Linked DNA regions of Homo sapiens: region 1 is linked to region 2. A link is a contact called in ENCODE Hi-C or POLR2A ChIA-PET data. All regions are on one chromosome and are shown on one strand. Each heading gives the region's core, a stretch centred on a gene start or an enhancer-like site at or near the end of the contact. The rest is flanking DNA. Distances are from core to core; before and after follow the strand shown.

Region 1 (4,434 bases), core at 459-2,958, 180 kb before region 2:
CATCATTACCCATTAGGTAAATGCAGATTCAAACTACAATGAGATATCACTACATTGGTGATCCAAAAGGCTAAAGTAAAAAATTAAAAATCAGTATCAATATCAATATCAAATTGTAATGTCAAAAATTGCCAAGGCTGCAGAGATATGTTGCTACAGGAATGCAAAATGGTACAGCCACTCTGGAAAACCATTTGCCAATTTCTCATAAAACTGCATACGTAACTACCACACAACCCAGCAATTGGACTCTTGGTTATTAATTCCAGAGAAATAGAAAATGTAGGTTCATAGAAAAACCTGTACACACATGTTCCCAGCAGCTTTATCTGTAATAGCCAAAAACTGGAATCAGTCCAGATATCCTTCAATAAGTGAAAGGTTAAACTGTGGCACATCTACACCTTGGCATATTACTCAACAATAAAACAGAACAAACACTGATATACACAAAATGGATGAGTTCCCGAGAATTATTCCAAGTGAAAGAAAAGCAATCTGCAAAGATTAAATATTGTATGATTCCACTTATGTAACATTTTTGAAGTGACAAAAGCTTTAGAAATGAAGACAGATTAGAGGTTTCTAGGAGTTAGAGATGGGAGGAGGGAGGAGGTAGGCGTGGTTATAAAAGGGAAACATGAGGGATCCTTATGGTATTGGAACTGTTCAGTATCTTGACTGGGATAGTGGATACATGAACCTACGCAAATGACAAAATTATATAGAATTTATACACACATGCACACACCTACATAATGCACATAATAAGTATAAATTAAAATCAGGAAATCTGAAGAAGATCAGTGGACTATATCCATATCAATATCCTGTGATATACCATAGTTTTACCAGAATGCTACCTTTGGGGAAACTAGGCAAAGTATATAAGTGATATCTCTGTATTATTTTTTACAACTGTATGTGAACCTACAATCTGAATAAAAATTTAAATTTAAAAAGTGCAGGTTGATAGCCAGAAGAGAGAAATTACATGGTGAGAATCCTGAAATATAAATGGTATCACTTTCAAATTTTTAAAGAGAACCAACTCTCATCTGCAGCAACAGGTGACATCACATCACTAAATAGGAAACTTCATTTTTTATCACTTGTTTCAGCCCCTAATCACAATAAAACTTAAACTGCTACCAAGAAGCCCAACAAACATATTTCGAAACACAAAACTTGACTTTCAAAAATAAAATGCCCTCCTGGTGATACTTTCAAAGTCAAAAGGTGGCCTACTCTGTCTTAAGACATGTGGATAATTGCTCCTCAGTTTCTAAGGTCAAAATCCTATACATTTATATGCACAGCATGCGATTTTACAAGCTCGGAAACCTGGAGCAAATGATTAGCTGAACTGTAAACTTAATCACTAGCAAGATAGGCCAGCAGATCTAAGAAAAAATAAAAAGACAAGGAGAAAAGCATTTTAATAACCATGAAGGTACTCTATTCTGTTGCTAAGCAGGAAGTTTACATGAAAGGGTGTGAGGTTCAGCTCTTTGTGGCTACTTCCCCTAAAAGTACGGTCCAAGAAACACCCTGCATCAATCACTTTCCAGATCCCTTGGCTCCCAGCCAGACCAACTAAGTCAGAGTAATGCTTGAAAAAACCACTGTGACAAGCTATGAAGTGACTCATACGCATGAGTTTCAGAAGCCCTGTTAGAACACTTACCTGTTTATAATTTACTGCTGTCTTCTTCCTGCTGAGGAGTGATTCTCATCAGGGATCCATTCTGCCCCTAGGGGATGTTTAACGACGTCCATCTGGAGACACTGGTTGTCACAGCTATGGGGGCAGAGGGCCCAGAGATACTGCTAACCATTCCACAATGTACAAGATACCCTCCTACAACAAAGACTTATGGGGCCCCAAATATCAATGGTGCTGAGATTCAAACTCCTGACAGAGAGGGATGCTAGCATTGCATTTAACAAAAGGATCGCTAACATACAATTAAAAAAAAAAATAAAAGCAAGATTAATAACTTAGAGCTACTAAGTGGATCTGATCTCCAAGGGCAAAGGTAGCTGTTACTCCCTTGATCTTCTCAAATCTGATTCATCCCAAGGAAGAAGGTTTTCTTTGTGACCATGTTTTAAGAGCCTCATTGCTGGAGCCATAAAGCCCAAGTTGAAATCACAGTTTTGACACTTAATATCTAATATCTGGGTGACATTAAGTTAGGCGATTACCTTTAGTAAGTCTCTATTATCTGTAAAGGGGAATTAATGACTGTTCTTCACCCTAAGAGCTGTTAGAAAAATGAAAATAAATAAGAGATGACTGTCAAAAACCATAGCATGGATCCCAAAAATAAATGTTTTGTTATTACTAATGAACTCTTTCCAATTTTTACTCCAGTCTTTTTATTTCTCAGCTGCCAACAGAGTAAACCATCTTTTTCAGATTAAATTTGGTTACTCTTTTAAATAGTTTCCAACTCCTCCAGCACCAGATAAGATAAAAGCTGACCTTTTTTTTTTTTTTTTTTTTTTTTTTTTTTTTTGACACAGAGTCTTGCTCTGTTGCCCGGGCTGGAGTGAAGTGGCACAATCTTGGCTCACTGCAGCCTCCACCTTCCAGGTTCAAGCAATTCTTTCGCCTCAGCTCCCAGTAGCTGGGATTACAGGCACGCACCACTACACCCAGCTGATTTTTGCATTTTTAGTAGAGACGGGGTTTTGCCATGTTGACCAGACTGGTCTTGAACTCCTGACCTCAAGTGATCTGCCCACCTCAGCCTCTCACAGTGCTGGGATTAGAGGCGTGACCATTTCTAATTAGCCTGTAAACTTAGTGCCAGCTGCTTTCTCTGCAAATAACACCCCCACCACCAGCTTCTCTATCAGTCCCAAATACTCTCAGGTAACAGACAACTTTAACAAGGAGGAAACCACCACTCCTATTAGCCCAGTAGTAAGTGACCTGACCAGCACCAAAGAAATGTTTGAAAGATACATCCTTTAAGAGTTGTTTGCATAAACGAAATGTTTCTCTTAAAAGTTCCCTAACCATACCAACTGGATGCCCCCGCTCAAGAATCCAAGTCCAATCAACAAATATTTATTATACACCACTGAAAGCCTGATGATAAAATGGTGAACACACAGACGTAGCTCCTGCCCTTAATAATCATGGTTTAGAAGAAAATGTTTCACATAAAGACTCCAAAACATACCTCATTAGATGAAAGAAAACCTGTCTTACCAAAAAAAGTATCACCCAGTCCTCAAGTGGATTTTTGTATGAGCCATCCAAACTGCAGAGGCAGCTGCGCCATAGCGGTTAAGACTACCAAAGCTAACGGTAGATAATGGGCTCTTCCACCTACAGTCAATAATCAATCACTCTGGGTAATCACTCTGGATCTACTTTGCCCAAAATGCTAAAAAGAGATATTGACATTGACTACCTTATGGGGTTCTTATGAGAATTAAGTTAGTTTAACAGTACCTGGGGCTCAATTTATAGTGGCTATTTTTATACTTATTACCAAAGGAATTGGGATTTCAAAAACTGGCATCCTGCAGTTCATAATTCTTCAACAAGTCTACAAGAACATCTTTCAGCAGCTTGCAGACACACTGACTTTCCCAAAATATGCTATCTCCTAAAACATTGATAAATTCTTAAATTTTCTGTACTGAGAGCACTCCAATTAGAACTTCCTCCACTATCACACATGGCTCCCAGCAGCATTCATCTGCACCTCATCAGCAGTCGACGATAATGACGTGCCACCCATCAAGATAACAGTCTAAATGTAAGAACATCTGTTACATCCCTGCATTAGAAACTGGGAATGAAGGTTTTGAATCGAGTTTGATTCTTATGCTGTATTGTATCTACTCTTTAGTTATTAACCAGCCTAACCCCTTAAGATGGTCTTATTAAAAACTGAACAAAGTGAGCCCCAATTTTTATTTCATTCATTAATACACATACATATCAATAATCAATTAAAGGGACCCAGGTACTTTTTTTTTTTTTTGAGACAGAGTTTTGCTCTTGTTGCTCAGGCTGGAGCGCAATGACACGATCTCGGCTCACTGCAACCTCCCCCTCCCGGGTTCAGGCGATTCTCCTGCCTCAGCCTCCTGAGTAGCTGGGATTACAGGAACGTTCCACCACACCCGGCTAATTTTGTATTTTTAGTAAAGAAGGGGTTTCTCCATGTTGGTCAGGCTGGTCTCAAACTCCTGACCTCAGGTGATCCACCCGCCTCTCCCTCCCAAAGTGCTGGAATTACAGGCATGAGCCACCGCGCCTGACCCAGGTACCTATTTCAGCATTGAAATCACATGGTGGCTCATGCCTGTAATCCCAGCGCTTTGGGAGGCTGAAGTGAGAGGATCACTTGAGCCAAGGAGTTTGAGATGTGCCTAGGCAACAAAGCAAGACCCTATCCCTACAAAAAA
Region 2 (4,041 bases), core at 129-2,628:
ATTGGCGGGGATTAATCCATCAATGGAGGTCAGCTTTAGAAATCTAGCTACATCAGAAATACAGGTCTCTCTTCCAGTATTATTTTAATGTACTCAATCAATGTGTACTTTGCACCTGCCATATCCTGCACATACAGCAGTGAAATAAACTGACAGAAGTTCTTGCCATCCAAACCTCATCTATGATATCAGAAGTCAGGACGGTAGTAGCCCTTGAAGTGGGAAGAGGGGAGCATGGGGAGACCTTCGGGAGTGATACTGTTTTTTCATCTGGGAGTTGGTTACATGGCTGTGTTCAGATATTGTGATTATTCATTGAGCGGTTCACTATAATGCATGCATTTTTCCACATGCATGTTACAATTAAATACGAGTTTAAAAATTCCCGTTGGCCGGGAGTGGTGGCTCACACCTGTAATCCCCACACTTTGGGAGGCCGAGGCAGGTGGATCACTTGAAGTCAGGAATTCAAAAGCAGACTGGTCAACATGGTGAAACCCCACCTCTCCTAAAAATACAAAAATTAGCTGGACGTGGTGGTGCATGCCTGTAATCCCAGCTACTCGGGAGGCTGAGGCAGGAGAATTGCTTGAACCCAGGAGGTGGAGGCAGTGGTGAGCCAAGATCCTGCCACTGCACTCCAGCTCCAGCCTGGGGGACAGAACAAGAATGTGTCTCAAAAAAAAAAAAAATTCCCTTGTCATCATGGTGTTTACCCCCTAAGCAGGACGGAGGAGGGATAAATAATGAACAAGATAAAGTAAAACATATAGAATGACAAATGGTGCCCAGGAGAAAAAAAGTAGGGAGAGGACATAGGACAAGTCAGGACTGCACTGTAAAGTGAGCAAGAGCGGCCAGCAAAGGCCTTAGGAAAATGTGACATTTGAGCAAAGACTCACAGAAGCAGTCAAGAGCAAGTTGGGTCTCAGAAAAGAACGTTCCAGGAAAGGGGAGAGCAATTACAAAACAGTGAGGCACAAGGGTGTCTGGGAAGTGTGAGGAACAGCAAGAAGTCCAGGGTCGCTAGAGCAGAGTGAGTGAGTGATGATCAGACTCAACCTAACTGTAAGCCCTGCTTTTCCAAACCCCAACCACACATGGCCTCAATTCAGAGAGACTTCAGAATTGATTAACATAACTTCTGGGAGGAAGAAACAGGATGAAGGATTGAGAAAACGGAAAAGGGAGGGTAAGGAACCATAATAGGAAAGGGCCAGCCACCAGTTAGGTTTATTCCACCTTCTCCCTGTTCCCTTTCTCTGCCACTGCCAAGCCTGCTGACAAAGACACCACCGAAGGCTGTATCACAGAGGAAAACTGGCAGTGGGGAGACCCGGGAGAGCCAAGAGTCACTACAAAGGACAGAGAGGAGGGGCACATCCCCTGAGTATGCACTCCCCACACACTTTAGCAAGAAAAGACCTCGACACCAGTCATCCCCACAACTCCCAGTTAGAGGCCCAAGGCGCAGGGGCTTGATAAATACTTGAGAACACCTGCAGTCTTCTCTGTTAATTAAAAAAATTAAGCCCAGGGCCTTTCCTCGATTACATCTTCATAGAAAATACAAGTCAACGAACAAATTCCTTCTCCCAAATTTCTACAATTCATATCCAATTGCCATTCTTCTCTCTCCATTGTAAGATCGTACAGTTTCACAGCAGGCAAAGCAATACAATGTCTCATGTCTGGAATCCTTGCTGTTTGGGAAAGCTTTTACAAGAGGAGAAGTGGAAATCCTTGCCTAAAATGAGGTTTGGGAATTTCTACTGGCTTTTAGTGAGCCAGGTGATGGCTGGTATATGTACCATTCTTGATGGATTGTTGGGGACAATCCATTAAGTCAACAAAGCTATAAGAGGTACAAATTCAATGTCGATTGTTTATCCCCTTTCAACTTAAGAACCAAACTCCAAATTCACTGTGTGTGTGGCAATTCAATGACTCCTGGGAAGTCAATAGCATTGAACTTCATGCTTCTATTACAAATGGGAAAGGACTAGATGAGGGCAGGGCACCAGGCCAAAAAGGTTATCAAAACCTTTCTGCAAAGTCCAATTCTATCCAGCGAAATCATCAGCCTGTCTTATGAGTCTCTGGGCCACTTCAAGTCCCTGGTTTCTAATTGCTTTAAAAAAGTTACTAAGTTACAGTAGCACAGAAGATGGCACACAGGCTGCTTTTGGAGATACGGTTTTTCCTGATTTTGTTTCAAAGCAACAGAGACACAGGCAAAAACCTCCTTCTGTGCTTTCTGCTCACTCCCATAACTAATATAAAACAGTCTCAGATTTTAAAACTAACGGATGGTCACATCACAATGTCACAATGTCACATGATTGTGTAGTCTTTTAACCCGCTGAAGCCAAGTATGTGTTAAAGTGGATCCACACCTTCTCCAGCATACAGTTTCAATCAACCTGGCATTTTTCCATTCATTTCTATGGACCATCACAGCTTGTTAAAATGAAAATTAGCTAAGAATATAAAATGAATTTTTAAAACTAAAGCAATGTCAATGATCTAACAAATTCTTCCCTGAATGAAGTTTCCAAATCTGTCTTGGTTCTCTGAGTCTGCGTTTTTTTTTTTTTTTTGGTTTTTGTTTTTTTGTTTTGTTTTGTTTTGTTTTAGACAGGGTCTTGCTCAGTCACCCATGCTACAGTGCAGTGGCATGATCTTGGCTCCCTGCAACCTCCACCACCCAGTCAAGCAACTCTCCTGCCTCAGCCTCCCAAGTAGCTGGGACTACAGGTGCCCGCACCACCATGCCCGGCTAATTTTTTTATTTTTAGTAGAGACAGGGTTTCACCATGTTGGCCAGGCTGGTCTCAATCTCCTGACCTCAAGTGATCCACCCACCTTGGCCTCCAAAGTGCTGGGATTATAGGTGTGAGCCACCATACCCAGTCGAGTCTTAGTTTTTACAAAGCTATATGTCTGGGTGAAACAGTAGCTTAATATGTTCTAATACCTACAATAAAACACAAATCTTTTGGTATTTATTTTTATTTTTATTTTTAAAGACAGGGTCTGGCTCTGTCGCCAGGCTGGAGTGCAGTGGCTCAAACTCAGCTCACTGCAATCTGCAACTCCCAGGTTCAAATGATTCTCCTGCCTCAGCCTCCCAAGTAGCTGGGACTATAGGCACAAACCACCACGCCCAGCTAATTTTTTTTGTATTTTTAGTAGAGACGGGGCTTCACAATGTTGACCAGGATGGTCTCGATCTCTTGACCTCATGATCCGCTTGCCTCGGCCTCCCAAAGTGCTGGGATTACAGGCATGAGCCACCACTCCTGGCCCACAAATCATTCTTTATAGTAACACCTACTAGTTCTCCTTCAAGTAAAAAAAGTGTATGTGTATCAATTTACTCATTGTGGGAAAATACAAGAGTGATTTTGAGGCAGAGACCTCTCAAGTTCTGGGTCTATTGCCTTTGGCTATAAAAACTCAGTCCTTAGTTTCCTCATCTGTAAAATGGGAATAATAACAATATGTACCTCAAAGGGTTAGGGTCAGGATGATGCATTGCATATAGGAAGCATGAATAAATTGTAACCATTACTATTATTGCTACTATTTTTCTTTCCTGTGGGCATTCAGAGACTAACCACACAAGGCAGAAAAAAATGGCCTGTATGGACTATTTGACTTCAAAAACATAAAAATCTTTTACAACACGTGAATCCATGAAACAGCTATATAACAATTAAACAAGAGCATCAATATATCTTTTGCAATAAATACTACTAGAGTTTAAGACAAAGAAACAAGTCACCATAATTGGTTATGAAGCCTATGTCCCTGGGAATTTTTATTTTTTATTTTTTGTTGACATGGAGTCTCACTGTGTTGCCCAGGCTGGAGTGCAGTGGCACGATTTTGGCTCACTGCAACCTCTGCCGCCCAGGTTCAAGTGATTCTCCTGCCTCAGCCTCCTGAGTAGCTGGGATTACGCGTGCCTGCCACCGCACCCAGCTAATTTTTGTAGTTTTTAGTAGAGATGGGGTTTCACCATCTTGGCCAGGCTGG

The links. A loop is a pair of places that touch in the nucleus more often than their neighbours do. ChIA-PET counts read pairs that join two places held with the same protein, here RNA polymerase II (POLR2A). Pooled maps may share reads with other maps.
Region 1: a loop to region 2 is called in a map with no recorded cell type, with 2.2 times the contacts of the local background. The contact joins two enhancer-like sites. A Hi-C loop is called at or near these places in 10 of 37 single-sample maps with no recorded cell type and 5 of 50 pooled maps. POLR2A ChIA-PET finds 5 or more read pairs at or near these places in 1 of 52 experiments (GM12878).

The regions. Positions count from the first base shown.
Region 1 is chr3:61,892,390-61,896,823 of GRCh38, reverse strand. The region is part of intron 2 of PTPRG (protein tyrosine phosphatase receptor type G); the gene reads right to left. Among named protein-coding and RNA genes, the nearest start is that of PTPRG, 330 kb to the right of the region's middle. Within about 2 kb of position 1,708, at least 16 of the 41 ENCODE cell types and tissues checked have a DNase peak (open chromatin) inside an H3K27ac peak, as active enhancers do.
Region 2 is chr3:61,716,773-61,720,813 of GRCh38, reverse strand. All of the region lies in intron 1 of PTPRG (protein tyrosine phosphatase receptor type G), which reads right to left. Among named protein-coding and RNA genes, the nearest start is that of PTPRG, 160 kb to the right of the region's middle. Within about 2 kb of position 1,378, at least 2 of the 41 ENCODE cell types and tissues checked have a DNase peak (open chromatin) inside an H3K27ac peak, as active enhancers do.